Regions from separate parts of the Mus musculus genome. Here regions 2 and 3 are each linked to region 1. A link is a loop called in an ENCODE intact Hi-C map of the cell type or tissue named here. Cell type or tissue: left cerebral cortex. All regions are shown on one strand.

Evidence for each region. Hi-C counts contacts between places; a loop is a spot of excess contacts. Peaks named below come from ENCODE experiments on the same cell type or tissue, not always from the same donor. Only the 100,000 strongest peaks of a DNase experiment are listed, where the experiment ranks them.
Region 2: it touches region 1 in a loop (16-fold over the local background); 20 of 42 quality-filtered maps call a loop at or near these places.
Region 3: a loop joins it to region 1, with 6 times the contacts of the local background. A loop is called at or near these places in 12 of 42 quality-filtered maps.

The regions. Positions count from the first base shown.
Region 1 is chr10:107,387,645-107,392,644 of GRCm38, forward strand. All of the region lies in intron 4 of Lin7a (lin-7 homolog A (C. elegans)), which reads left to right. Among named protein-coding and RNA genes, the nearest start is that of Myf5, 96 kb to the right of the region's middle. In left cerebral cortex, a CTCF peak has its summit at 2,174 (motif pointing left); DNase peaks (open chromatin) are centred at 2,029 and 2,438; H3K27ac peaks cover 568 bases.
Region 2 is chr10:106,929,513-106,934,512 of GRCm38, forward strand. Ppfia2 (protein tyrosine phosphatase, receptor type, f polypeptide (PTPRF), interacting protein (liprin), alpha 2) reads left to right here. Exons shown (of 32, transcript NM_001205341.1): 32 at 1,611-3,956. Acss3 (acyl-CoA synthetase short-chain family member 3) reads right to left here. Exons shown (of 16, transcript NM_001142804.2): 16 at 4,005-5,000. Among named protein-coding and RNA genes, the nearest start is that of Acss3, 190 kb to the right of the region's middle. In left cerebral cortex, a CTCF peak has its summit at 3,123 (motif pointing right); DNase peaks (open chromatin) are centred at 3,151 and 3,371; H3K4me3 peaks cover 323 bases.
Region 3 is chr10:107,270,401-107,275,400 of GRCm38, forward strand. Lin7a (lin-7 homolog A (C. elegans)) reads left to right here and starts at 1,431. Exons shown (of 6, transcript NM_001039354.1): 1 at 1,431-1,542. The coding sequence starts at 1,461. In left cerebral cortex, CTCF peaks have their summits at 2,551, 3,649 (motif pointing left) and 4,595 (motif pointing right); DNase peaks (open chromatin) are centred at 1,474, 1,979, 2,308, 2,347 and 3 more places; H3K4me3 peaks cover 2,908 bases; H3K27ac peaks cover 2,292 bases.

The sequences.
Region 1 (5,000 bases):
TGTATTTAGTCCCTTATAGTTTTTAAGCATATTTTCATATTATTTTCCCATCTGTTGCTCAATACAGTCTCAGAAAATGGGGAAGACATTTATGGGCGCATGCACACACACACGCACACACAAGTGATTGCACTCAGATAAACTCTGAGACCTACAATAAACACATGAAGTAAACTTCAATCTTTACTGTGATGTTATTTGATTATCAAGTGTAAAATGTGATGGTTTGAAAAATCAGTCCCACTTAAATCTGAATGAGCTCGTTGGCTACATCAGCATGAATTTCCTGGGGTTTATGTTATTTTATAGTCTTATAAGATGTCAGCGTGCTGCAAAGCTGGGTAAAAGGTACAAGAGAGGTCCCTATATATTTCCTTGCCCTTTTTTTATAAAGCTACAATTATTTTGTAATTTTTTAAAGGAGAAACTCCCAAACATTCATCCTCGATAGCCGACTAGTACTGTGGGGACAAGAGAAAGGTAGGAGCAAGGAAGCAAAGGACAGAAAGAAAGACCAAACAGAAGCATGAGAACCTCAGTCGTATGCCCTATTGAGAAGAGGTGTGTCTAGTTTCTGAAATCCAATCATCCTTCCAGAGCCCCCTGGCAGGACAACTGTAATAACATTTGCCTCTCTCCATAGTCAAACCTCAATCAAGTTGTTGGTGCACTGTATGCACATCGCTAATTACTTTTTGAGCATAACAGATGAATGAATAACGATGTGGGAAAGGAAGGGAAATAGTCATCTTGGTACCTGGCCTTTTTCCCATTTTATAAATGCCTATGCCAAGTTAAGGGTGAGAGTCGTAGCTCAAAGTAGCTAGGCAGAGCGCTGTCAGGTGTACTGTGAAGACTAATGAAGAATTAGACCTGTGGTTAAAGTTGTAGCTCAGTGCTGAAGTATTTGCCCAGTATGTTCAAGGCCCCCCGAGTTTGGTACCCAGCACACACACAAAAAAAAGTTATAGCTTCCCAACAAAGAAACTTAAAGTCAAATCGTATTCATTTGCTCTTTGCATAAACTTTCTAAAATAATCAAAGGGGGTTTTAATTCCTGTGAAATATATCACAAGATATTTCTGCAAGTTTAAGTCCTACAAAAAAAAAGCCTTTCACCATGGACAGCAATAATTTTTCTCTATTGCTTCATGTCCAGTCAAAGAACAGGCCCCCTACATAGTTCAGTGATGCTCCATAAATATTTTTTGGATGCCAGGCACCACGGTAAGGACGTTACATAATGAGTGGATTATTTTCCTCATAATGATGTTTTGTGGCCAGTGCTGTTAATATCATTTCCATTTTACAAATGAGGAAAATGGAGAACCCTAGCACCCTTTCCAAGCTCCTAACAACTATCGAATGGCAGAGCTGGAGGCTCTGACTCGGGCCACCTTTACCATTTAAAAGCAAATAAATATTCTAGTCATAAATAACGCGTGCATGTGATAGAAAAGGACGAAGACTTCTTAACCTTTACGGGCTTACACTTGCCGTGAGGAGAAGGTGAAGTGTTCTCATTGCTACTCTTGACCTTTCGAAAGTTTAGAGCCACAAGAAAGGTCGTAATATTTTGAAAGAGAAGTGCCCTTTCATTTAAATGTCTCGGAGTACTGAGGAGTGAGGAACAAACATTCAGCCTGATTGTGTCTAAAATTGTATCATACCTTCCTGGTCCATCACTGCACCTTTTTTTTTTAACTGGGTACCTCAGTGAAGCTTGAACAGCCTTCCCTCAGGAAGGTGAGCAACCACTGCAAACCCATCTGAGTCTTAGAAGGGTTGGCCATTGGCTTGGGGCACTTGGACCCTCTGTTCCCCTATGGGCTCAGTGTGAGCATCCCCAACTTAGTTCTTGGATTTCAGGTCTGGAATAAAGCTATTCTCACATCCTCTCTCTGCATGTGAGCCATTTGCAGGTTGCTAACCACTCTTGACAGCCAAGCGTGGGAGATTGCTTGGGCTAGAATTAAACAGGAGAGCAAACTGGAATCTCAGTTATGTGTGGAATATTTCTGTTCTCGGGGATGACATCATGGGATCGCTCCCATTGGTGAAGGAGCCAAGAGATGTGCAGTTCTGCCTTATGGCAGTCACCTTCTGAATGACACAGCCATAGCTAGGCTTGCGACCTGGAGCTGGCCTTACACTGCCCCCATCTGTCCAAGTCACCTCATGACAGAGATCTTCAGTTTATAAAAACAGAAGGAAATACTGTACCATCATGCTACAAATGGCTGTATGGGTCACAGGCTAGACGTGGGTTTGATTATTCGATTTAGTGCCTGGTGTAGTCCTTTCCATAGTTGTTTCTACCATTTACTGTTTGGGTTTGTCCTCACTAATGTTCCCTAAACAGTGCTTTTCACCCATTCAGTTATTTGTAGAGCAAATATTATGTACCAGCTGCCAAACTAAATCCTGCATACAGATCAGTGAGCAAACCAAACGTCTTGCAGCTCCCTGTAACTTTGTCTAACAGATTGTAAGAAGGCAGTGTTGATGATAGCAAATATAGTGCATACAAACGTATATGTAAGTAACCATGATGAGCTACGTCAGTATTTTCTCAACCTAAGGAAAGTTGCCCCAAAGATTCTGTCCAGCTCCACATTGGTTAGAATGATCTGATTTTCCCTTTAGGAGGGTATTACAATTATATATGTATTCCTTAGAGCACCTGTAACAAATGGCCACATACTTGGTGGTTTAAATGACAGGAATTGACTCTATTGTCACAGTTCTGAGAGCCAGAAGTCCCAAATAATTTTTGCTGACCCCAAGCCAACCAGCCAACAGATCTGTGCCCCACCTGATCTCAAGGAAATAATCTGATTCTTGGCTTTTCCAGTCTTTGTGGGCTGTCTGTGTTCTTCCAATTGTAGCTTACCCATTCCGGTCTTCTTCTCTGTGGTAACATTGCCTCCTTTCCTATACCAAATCCCCCTCTACTTCCACAGTAATGGGACACTTAATGACTGCAGTTGGCAACCACTGAGATAATATGGCACAATCTCAAGATTAATTTTCTCAAGATCTTGAACATTTGTAGTTTTCTAAGATGGTATGTTTTCTGTTCTTATCTATTCTTCTCTGTTTCATGTAAACATCACAAACCCAGAAATGCCTTCCCCGGCTAAGAATTGAGACCAGTTTTCTACGATCCATGGCAACATTGGTTTTCCCATTCTCAGGCAGCATGTATGCCTTCTTTTCCACTATTCCCTGGGCAAGTTCTCACTTTCCTTCCCAGTTCGAGTCCTCTGCTATTTTTTCTTCTTGCAGTAGGCACCATCCAATGATAACCATAAGTCTCTCTTCCACTTTATGGTTGCAATGTGATATGGAATATGTATTTGAAAAGATGAAGCTCTTATTTGACTGTGTAGTTGAATGCTTTAGGTATTTGGGGTCCTTTGTCCTTCCTAGGCACCGGGTGATAGCATGTGAAGAACCCAAGGTGATACTTAAGGGTGTAGCACGGCATCATCATCAAACCCTGACTGATGTAGAGGAAAGGAAAACAAAAGAAAACAACCAAAGCGCTCTGAGACATAACAATGAAAGCTGCTTTCAACACTTTAGGAATGACCTGTTTAATAACATGTAGGCTATGATTAGGGACTTAATGAACACATAATTTATTACTGGAGTATGGGGAGAGATTAAATGACATTACCAAGGTAAGAAAGCACATGCTCCCCAGATTTTTTTCCCATGTAACTCAAAGGAGATCAGGATGACGTAGACACAGTCTGTGAACTAAAATAAGGCAGAAAGACTGATCAAGATCCAACCACCAGACCCTTACCAGCTGTACGCCAAAGCTTTCGTTTTGTTTTTGACAGAACAAGAATCTCAACTCGGTATATCGACTCTGAAGTTCTGTGATGTGCTAAGAGTTTCTGGTAGTTCCTGAAGCTGTTCACTACGAAATTAGTTCCATTAGTTTTTATCTCTATTCAATTTTTTCTTAATAAAAATTCTTCCTATGCATCATTAAATCACTTGACAAGAAGCTAATATCTGATAGTTGCAGTGTAACACTAATTTTTGTTGTTACAAATAATGGAAATTACATGGCTTTTTTTATACTTAACTCGTATCTTCAATGTTTTTGAAAGGACTGGTTGACTTTTTAAAGATATTTATTATTTATTTATTTATTTATTTATTTAACACTCCAGGTTTTATTCCTGTCCCCCAGTATACCCTCTGACTGTTCCACATCCCATACCTCCTCCCCACCCCCTGTCTCCACGAGGATGTCCCCAATACCCACCACCCACCCAACCAGACCTCCCCACTCCCTGGGGCCTCCAGTCCCTTGAGGGTTAGGTTGATCTTCTCTGACTGAACCCAGACCCAGCAGTCCTCTGCTGTATGTGTGTTAACCTTTTATTAAAGGTCCTTAAAGTCTCTTGGAAGTTTTAGAATATTCCAGCCGCAGTAAAATCATTTATATTCTGACTCTGATTTATTGCCCATAAAGCGAAAGTAGCAACACCTTTTAGGTAAAAGTAATCTTCAGGTTAAGTGAGAGACAATATATTAGTCTGGCATTATGCTGGATACCTTTGATATACCCAGTGACTGCTCCTGTCTTAGAATTTTGTCTTTATAAGGAGTTAATTTCTAGCCCAGTTTAAATCCTTCATTATTCATTTTGTCTGACAGGAAACAATAAAAATAGCTCATCAAAAGCAATTGGATAGTAGTTACTGGTCAGGTTATCAGAAAGTCACTAGAATGTCCTGTGACTGTATACCTTCAGGACCAATGTAACAATAGTGCCCTATGTTTCTCTGCTGATGACAATCAAGATAAAAAAAAGCATTGAAAGTATATGCCATAATGCCTCTCCAAAGACAGCATCCCTGCTGTTATTAAATTATACAGGAACCTTCTCACCAAGATCCCAGATAAGTTCGTCCATGTTTCCTATCATAACGAAGTCTTGATTTGTAGATGTAAGCATTGTAAACACAATAATGATC
Region 2 (5,000 bases), 460 kb before region 1:
AGTCAAAAGAGAGCACTAGAAATTTGTGCAAGTTCACAGACAAATAGTGCAAGAAACAGGAAATTAGATGTGGATTAATATTAACAACAAAGTTGAATATAAAATTATACAAATCACAACATCTTATTTCCTATCACTATGATTTATATTTGCTGAAATCAAGTATAAATTTTAAGAACCTGGGAAGTATAATATAGAAAAAATTATAAGAATTAGGAGTAGAAATAGCATGAAACTTCATTATACACATATAAGATATAATATTTATGAGAAAATGCTAATCGGTGGGAAATATTGCTATATCAATACAACATGAAATTTTATAGTAAATATTCCATATATGTAAAACTGGTTTCCTAGATTTATAAACTTTAAATGGGTGAAAAATATATTAACCTAAATTTTGGATATACCAAACTATTCTATCATATTCAATGAGCTGATATTTGAAAGAAAATAGTTTTCAACTCTATTGTGCCCAGAGATGGGAGAAGGAAAGGGTAGAGCAGCAGTCTGCCTGTGCTTTTTACTATGAGTAAACAGCCTTGGATCAACATCGATGTACAACACATCATGGCTCTTGGGAGACGAACAAAGAGGCTGACATGCTGCCTTCCGTGGGTCACTAATTAAGAAAGCAGAAAACAAAAAAAAAGCACTCAGACAAATACTTTAATTTCTCAAAATGGTACAATGAGACAAACATTTTGTGATACAAAATTTGGTCTCATTAGTCATGGCCTGCAATATATAATCATTTAGCTAAAATAAGAGACTTTTCATAACACTGTTTATAACATCCAACACATAGCATAATAATTTTCTCAGAAACTTAATAATTTACTAGCTCATAAATGACTAATATGTTCAGTAGTGCTTGCTGCTTAGCTCTAGACTCATGAGTAGAATTTATCTTGAACTATTTGCAATTTTTTTCCTGCATGTTATTCTAGTTCATATTTTTTTTAGTTTTAACCACTAAAAGGAATAAAAATATTAACAAGATAATAAAAGACAATATTTATTTTATTTTAGTGAGAAATTAAAATGGTCATTATGAAAAGTAAGCCTAAGTATACTTTATATTAGTCTGTTGTGTCAGTAATAGTAATGTGAGATTTGTTTCTATGTGATGTCATGGCTGGAATCTATAGTGTAATACATACTGCTCATACAGAGACATCAAATATGCTGTTTTATGTTCTATAATGATCAAAGAAAAGCATCATTTTTTAAAACTCTAAAATATATGAACTAGAATATAAATCTATCCTATGGAATATGCCAACTCCACCCAATTTAAAAATTAGCAACCTAAAGAAACTTGAGAAGGCATGCTGACATTTTATACCACTTATAGTACACCCATATTTTCCCTGAAGTTGAATAAGGTCTACTTCATGCTCCTGAAAATATAAATAAGTAAATAAGTAAGTGGAGACTAGTAAATGTCACACCATCTACTCTAAGTTACATCCTCCATACCGTTCCTTGTGCTGGGGTTCTAGGACAGGCCTATACAAGCTGCATGGAGATATCTGCCAGTGCAAAGGTGTGGGGTCTATTGGCTGGGAGTTGACAGTGAGCTCATGCTGTATGTCCCCTTTCAGATGTCATCTTTTCAGTCTACACGACCTAAAGTGCACTACCACCTAGGAAGACAAATGGAGAAGCCTTTGTGAAGACTGAATCCTAAGGGAATAATATAAGTAACGGTTTACCAAACATTAAATATGTGACTCTGGGGGGAGTTGGGTATTGAGTCTGATTAGTTTACTATGATTGTAATAAAAATGCTTAAGTTATCTGATATAAGAGCATCATCTACGTCATAACTTCCGTACGTCTGATGCCTTTATGAGATGGAACCACTTGTTTTTCTTCATGTTGTAATATAATAGGCATTTATGTATTGCTGTGTACCATTTCTTTTTAAATGTGTAAGTCTTCTGTAAATGGATATAAATATGATTTTTTAAAAAAATAAAATATATGGTTCATGGAGTCTCGAGTGCAAACTGAACAATTCCAAGTACTGTTTGTATTTTACCATTTCACCATTTATACGGTTTTTTGAATTGTAATGGTCAATCAATATGTTCCTTAGAAGTGTGTTTCATGCTTCGACATGCTTCTCCTTCAAGTCTGTCAAACCTTAAAGCTGAACACCTGCCTCTGATCATGTGATTAAACCTGGAGCCCAAAATGACCTTTAAAGGCCATCAGGGATGTGACACCCTCTCTCTCTCCTTACAGAAGCACTGTGATGGCTCAACCTGTTTCAAAAGAAAACAAAGCCAAACTGTTTACAAGAGTCAAATGCAATGATTTTAACAATTTATATTATGAAAACCATTACCTAATTTTGTTGCCTGTGGACCAAGAAACACACACACACACAAACACACATGCATATACACACACTTTACTAAAAACTACATGTTCATTCAAATAGCCAACACTGGACAGTGAATGTCAACCATTGTAGAGTCTGAGTTCCATTTCCACTGGGGTGTGGGGTGGAGGGGCAGAACCCCATAACCTACCCCCATTTTAAAAATCACTGTTAACAGGGCATTAGCCAGACTCAAGTCTGTTATTACGAGCCTTTAGCTGAAATAACCATTTTTTTGTGACTTCCCTGAATTCACTTTCATCAGAGGAAATAAAGACAGAATGATTAACATATATAGTGTATAAAAAGTAAAGATGAGTAATCTCTTCCTTGTGGCTTTATTCGGTGGTGTCACTGCTGTTTATTCTTTATTGATATGGGAGATTTCAAAGTGGAACCTATTTAATAATACCATTGATCTGTTTCCCTGCTGCTTGGTCTTAATGCAAGACCCGTCATTAGTAAATTATTATTAATTTTTTGTATTTCAATTCGTTGTATTTGCACGTACATTTGTTTCGATGTCTATTTTTGTTGAACAGATTCAATCAAACGGTAATGGTAACAGAAAACCTCTCCATTATCAATAAAACAACAACAACAACAACAAATGCCTCCAGTTTCCTGCTTAAGCTTTGTTTTCTAGTAGCCTGACATTTAACGATTTATTTCGATTACCAAGAAAATCATTCAACGATTTCAAATGCGATTCTATTCAAAATTGAGTCTGCCACTAGAGGGAGGTCTAAACCAGCTGATAGAGGTGGCTTGGCTTTTTTTTTTTTTTTTTTTTTAATGTTGCTTGAGTAAAGACAATGTGAAAGAACATTGAAACTCTCGATTCATCAAAATGAAATAGATAAGAGAAACTCTGATACCTGCATGGCAGAAAGATTTATACTCGTATTTAGATACCTGTGTGACAAACAGTTGTGCATAGCTGTAGTGCAACCCTTGTGATAATTAACTTACAAGGAAGAACATTTTATTTTGTCCCAGCGCATTTGATGTTCCGTCTCAAGAACCGGCAGTCTGCAGGCTTTGGGGTCGAGTGGCGTGGTCGGAAGCCTGTACCAGAGGAAACTGTTCACTTCCTTGACAGGAGACATGGAGCCCGGTGCTGCTGCTGCTCAGCTCGGGACACATAAGAGGGCACATTTCTGTGACCTGAACACTTAGCATCAGCATTATCCTGGCCACGCATTCAGCACAGAAGCTTTTGGGGGAATAATCAATATCCAATTAGGTAAACCACTCACACTGTCACCTAAAGCAGTCTCGTCTTTTTAGAAATCACCTACAAAATACTGATCATCTGTCATAGACCCCGATAGTGTGATACAAAGTATCAAATTACTTTCCTTGAGAATTATGTAAAATATTGCTTAATGTATAAGAAAATTGTAGTCAGCTATATTTCTGGGTGTTTTGGTTTTGGTTTTCCCCTTTAGCCATCAATGTTAGGAATTCAAACATGTTAGAATATCAGATCGGACCCTTTCAAACACAACTTTATATAAGTAAAACAACCTTTTGGCGAATAAAACAAGTTTCACTTTTAGCTAGTTAGTGTATTTTTTATGGGGAAAAATAAATTGTCGCACTCTTTAAATATTAAAGGTACTTTTATTTTCATTTTTGCAGGTGTCTTACAAATTTAAAAATTTCATAAAGTACAAGATCACAGGGACACCATCAAGGTGAATTTAAGTGTGGTCACATTTCTTGGATTGTATCATTGCGATCAAAGACACATTCAATTCAAAATATTTTAGATGTGATTTGACAAACAAGACAAAACAGAAACCTCATGGGGAGATTTTAAAATAGAAAGTTCTTTAATTTTCTCCCAATGTTTTAAGCAGTCTGATGACTTCATTTTAGCACCACAGCCGTGATAACTGCCTCTATCTGCAGGAGAGATGGCTTTCCTCATTGAAACATAAGAAAAACAGCTCCTTCCCAGGTGTGAGAAACTGTGTTTTTTTGTTTATTCATTTGTTTTGTCAGTTTTATTAATTTATTTTTATAGATTCTCTCTACGGGAAAATAACCCATGCTTACTTGCTGATGTATCCCCTCAGATCTGGGAAAGAGGAAAATCTACATATGATCCAAAGATGAAAACTTTACTCAATTCTTAGATCTGCCTGAGTTTATAATGGGCAAATACGAAAATGACAAACTTAAAGTACCTGGTTCATGTCGAGAAAGTAATGATCTGTATTTTCATGCTAACATATTAAAAATTATTGATTTGTAATCCCCACAGTTGTGAAAATGGATAAAATGTATATATACAATTAATAATTCAAGAAACTCAAGAGCTTCAAGTTACAAAATGTCAGTTGGTTAAATTCGGAATACCAAAATAATTAAAGATGATAACAAACTGTTTTTAATATTACCAATAAAGAAAGTAGTTTAATTAATAAAACTTCCCTTTGAGAAGCCATTCATTATCCACTCTGCAGCCCAAAGTTGCCTAAAAATGAGTCTTTATAATATATATGACAAGTAATAATATTTATGACAAGTAAGTTGCCATCTGTTAGTTCTCACCTATATTTCTTGTATTTGGATTTATCTGTTAGGACACAGACCA
Region 3 (5,000 bases), 120 kb before region 1:
CTTTTCAATTGAGTAAAGCTGGTCCCTCATTTGACGGATGAAGAAACTGCGGATGCACAAGGGACTGCAAGTTTGTCAGATCCTGGGAGCTGTGAAAAGTTGAATTTCATGGTTAAAGTTCTTAAACTTAAAACTCTTAGAAGATGACTACATTGAAAGACTACGTTCAGCATGTATCCAATGATCTGTTGCATAGTTAGATGGTCAGTCATCTTTGACTTTTCAATTCCTGCTGAATTTCTGAGCTTTCTCACCTCTTAGTCTCATTAGAAGAACGTAGCATTTGGTCATACGCAAATACTCTGCAACCCAGTGGGTCTACCTCTGAGGGTCTCTGGGTCACAAGGATGATTTAGCTGTCACAGGGAGGGCAGCATCGCCATCTCAGCTCTGTGTCCACCAATCTCGGTAAAGCCCAGAGGATCTTTCTCCATGTTTCTTCATGGTTTGATAAGGAAATGAGGCTTGGTGAACATTTAGTGAAAGTTGGGATTAAGGCTCATAGTCAGTATTTGAAGGCTCCAGGAACTGAACTGTGATCTACTGACTCAGAAATAAGGCCTTTCACATTATCTACCTGTAATTCGGAGGATGCAGAGAAAGAAAACAAAAGTGAATCCCCAGGTTAAGATGTAGCAAATGGCACCAAACATCCGTGGCTCAACTCTTGTCATGCATGCTAATTAATAAATAGCACCTCTGAATACAAGTTTCTTCCAGATTAACAGGAGAGGGTCCCTGATAAATACTGTTCACTGACAGCAACTCGTTTTTTATTTCAGAACCTTTTAAGGAAGTTTGCTTGTAAAGGCAAGTCATTTTCCTAGGCAATGTACCCAGGTCCTAAACGAACACTGACTTAACAGAACCCTGCCTGGCCCTCAGTCGGTTACCTTGTGCTGTTGAGAGTGGACGTTCTAAACAAAAAGCTTCAACAGAAATTAACAGCAACTACAATGATATAGCAACATCTCCCACGGCTAGTGGCGTTTCCTCTGGAAAGGGATGTGGAAAGGGAGGTTGAAATTTTTTCTTAATCTGAAAAGAATTCTGTCCCCCCACCTCTCTACCCCTGTCTGTCTCTCTCCCGTTTCTGAGTCCTCTTCTTCTGGGTTCGAGTGCATTCTGACCATTATGCTTAGGTGGAAAGTTGAAAGACAGCAAACCTGCTACAGCCACCCAGAGCTACTGACGGGTGGGCGAGCAAAGTTCTAGGGCTGAGCGTTCCTTTCTCAGCTCCTTGGCCAGGCAGGCGCTCGCGGCTACCTGCCCTGCTTGGCGCCGCACTGAAGATTCGCCGCGGCGGAACAGTTGAGTCTCCATCTGGCTACCAACCCACCCGAGCTTTCTTCTCCTCCATCACCACCTTCCTGCCTCCCCCTCCTCCCCCTCCTTTCCGTCTTCCCTCTCCACCCCCGCCCCCAATCTCCTCCTCTTTTTCTCACTACAAGCGGTTGCTGATGCTGAAGCCGAGCGTCACTTCGGCTCCCACGGCAGACATGGCGACATTGACAGTGGTCCAGCCGCTTACTCTGGACAGAGGTAAGGGAGCGGCTGGTCCGTCAGGCCACACAGTCCGCACCGCTTCGCCCTCCGCCCTGCCCAGTCCCACAGGGAAGGCAGGATGCGCTCGGGCAGGGGCAGCTGGGGGAGGAGGATCAGCCCAGGAGGGTTTCGCGCCCGGAGCAGGACACTTTCTTCCCCTCTCTCCTCTCCTGGTCCCCGCTGCCCCTTCTTGCTGCGCTCTCCGGGGCGTAGGTGCTTGCCAGGGCTCGAATGTTTCAGCTGACAGTCTCGGTCCCTCGCCGGGTCGCCTCCGGGCCCCGGCTTTGTTGGAGAGGATGCGCCGGGACCGCTGAGCGCTGGTGACTGGAGGTTGAAGAGGGGCAGAGAAAGCTCTCCCAGCCAGAGCTTGCTAAGGGACCAGTGGGGAAGCTAGCTGCCAACTGCCGGCGCGGGGACCCGAAGGGAGGAAGTTTGTCCCCGCGCTGGAGATGAGGGGTCTGTGCAGCTGTTGTGACTGGGAGATCGCCCCAGGGCGGCAGGGCGCTTGGCTGGGAAGCTGGGTGCAAAGCCGCGGGACTGCCTGGCTAGGGCGCTGCCCTCGGGCGAAAGGGCAGAGCAGAGCTCGGGCAACCTTCGCTGGCTCAGGGACACCGCATCCGGAGCCGAGCCGGCTTGGCTCCAGCTTCCCGCTCGGAGCTGCGGCTCTGGTCTTGGTACTCCCTCAGCCTGCAGTTCCAGGGAGGTAGCAACTCCTGTCTCCTGCTCCAGCAAACCTTGTTCTTCACCAGTCAAGTGTACCTCAGTGCCTGGGCTGCAGAAGGCGCGGAGACAAAGCGCAGGCTGGGTAACTGTTTAACTTCTAGCCTGTGACCTGTGCGTCCTACTCTTTGGCTGAAACGGAAAGAGCTTTTGCTCAAACCTTTCCAAACCTTTCCAAACCTTTCTCTAGGATCGGGCCCTGCTGAGTGCACCCGAGTAGTACCTGGCGGTGGATGGGAGTTTCCTTTCTGCCTCACCAGGTCCAGTTAGTTATTAGGGCTCCAGAGTCCCCAGCTCTGCAGAGAGAGGGCACCTCTAGCTCTGGGTCCGCAGCGGCGGGGCTTAGGACCCGGTGCAGTCATTTGAAAATGCTGTGCTCAGAAGAAAATGATTTAGTCCTTGTCCCTCTAAAATTTCTCTTTCTGGAGGATTAAACTAGCGGCCCAGCAAAGCAAAAAGAGCATCGTACAGCGAGCACAGTGGCAAAGCTGGTAAACTGTATTTGAGGTTCTTAATGTGGAGAGATCTCTGGTGACTTTAACTCAATCTGTTGGTGCCAGAACGGATATTATGCGGTGCCCATAGCAACCTTACTTAGGGTAAGAGTTGAAAAATAATTGATTTTTATGTTGGGAAATGTTCGTTTACAGATTAATAAGAGTAAAGAGCTCAGAAGTCCGTCGTATAATCTATGATTTTAGTCCCAATATCATCTGTACTAAGCAGGATAAATCCATTGCTGGTAAGAGCCAAACAGATGGCAGGCTATTAAAAACGATGGGTTTCCCAAGTTATTTCTGTTTTAATGTGATGAGCTCTTCTATTGTCCCATTACTGAATTACAGTCATTAAACACCCCAAGTTTAACTATATTAAACAACCCAAGTTCTAACTATGTTAGATGCAAACACTCCAAGAAGACAACATACTCAAGCAAATTTACATCCCACCACTACTATTAGCAATGCAACTAGTCCACTTTGGGGAAGTTTATCTTAGCCCTTGGACACCCCAGTCAGCTATCTAGAGAAGACCAAGATTTAAAGTGTGTTCTTGTTTATATTCAGAGGGTACCTGTCCTTCTGTGATTAGATCTGTAGAGTAAGTAACAAAGGAAGCCCAGTCAGGTTATCTATGGGAACATCTGAATTATTGAACCACTGGCTTTAAGTGCTCTGTGTGTAAGAAGTCCGTGAAGTTATCTTCCCTCTAATTCACTATGATAGTACACCAAGTTAAGTAATTTTATTAGGTTGATGGAATATGTGATTCTAAGCTTTGTCCTGGTTTGGTTGGGCATTAGGACATGAAGGTCTGATAATTGTGAAGATGTGCAGTGTTAGCAGCCTGTAATTCGGTTAACCCAACTTAGGGCTCAGCGTTTGGCCACCTACTGGCGATTTTGGGTCACTCCAAGTTTCCAGAGTGCCATTTGATACGTTGGTGGCCCATGTTATACACTCTAAATTTGCTCACTCAAAAGCTTTTGGCTCCATCAAAGCCTTTATAATTTACAATCCTTCTTTCCTTTAGTCTCCCCCAATGTGTAAAGCTCCTTGAGGGACGAAGCCATTTCTTAACCCATCTTTGAATTTCTCATCATCCCTGACTTGTGATGGAGTATAAAGTCAATGTAGACTAGTGATAGTGAACTGAAGCTGGAGTAAATGGAGAACTGTTTGTTATACAGATTTCATACGGAACTGGGGTACAGTTATGAGGTTATGGCCCTGCAGAGCTAGCAAGGATGCTAGAAAGGAGCACGTAAGGCGGTGGCTATGAACCGTTCCCAGATTCACTTGGTGGATCTCTACCAGCCACACCTGTTTAGCAAGACTGGGTTTCTTTATGTAGTCCTTGCTGTCCTGGGACTTGCTTTGTAGACCAGGCTGGCCTTGAACTCAGAGATCTGCCTGCCTTTGCCTCCTGAGTGCTGGGATTAAAGGGAATGTGGCATCTCGGGCCTAAGGAGGATTGTAACTAGTGGGCAACAGGAAAGAAGGAAATGGGATTTGTGTCAGGAACTACCAAGTGCATCTTCTGCAATCAGAGGAGGTATGGTTAGGACTCCTGGTTCTTTTCTAGGATTTTCATTTACAGAAAAGAAACATTAATATTCTTAAGGCTATGCTACCTCTAAGTAGGCGATTTGGTTCTCAATTGGTGTCCTTTGGAATCAAGGATGTAGAGTCCATTTGGACAGTATCACAGCTGGGGGGGGGTGTCAATATGAACATCATAGTATCCATAGGAGTAGAAAAAAAAATCCATATATATGCCATAGAGTGTGTCAAATGGAACTCCAGAAGCTTGCAGTGACCTAAAGTCTCCAGTAGGTGGCCGAACGATGAGACCCAAGTCAGAACACCTGAATTTCAGACTGTTAAAGCTGCACAGCTTCACAATTATCAGACCCAAATTCCTTTTTTTAAAAAAAAATATTTTTATTAGGTATTTTCCTCATTTACATTTCCAATGCTATCCCAAAAGTCCCCCATACCCTCCCCCCCACTCCCCTACCTACCCACTCCCACTTTTTGGTCCTGGCGTTCCCCTCTACTGGGGCATATAAAGTTTGCATGACCAATGGGCCTCTCTTTCCAGTGATGGCCGACTAGGTCATCTTTTGATACATATGCAGCTAGAGACAAGAGCTCCTGGGTACTGGTTAGTTCATATTGTTGTTCCACCTATAGGGTTGCAGTTCCCTTTAGCTCCTTGGGTACTTTCTCTAG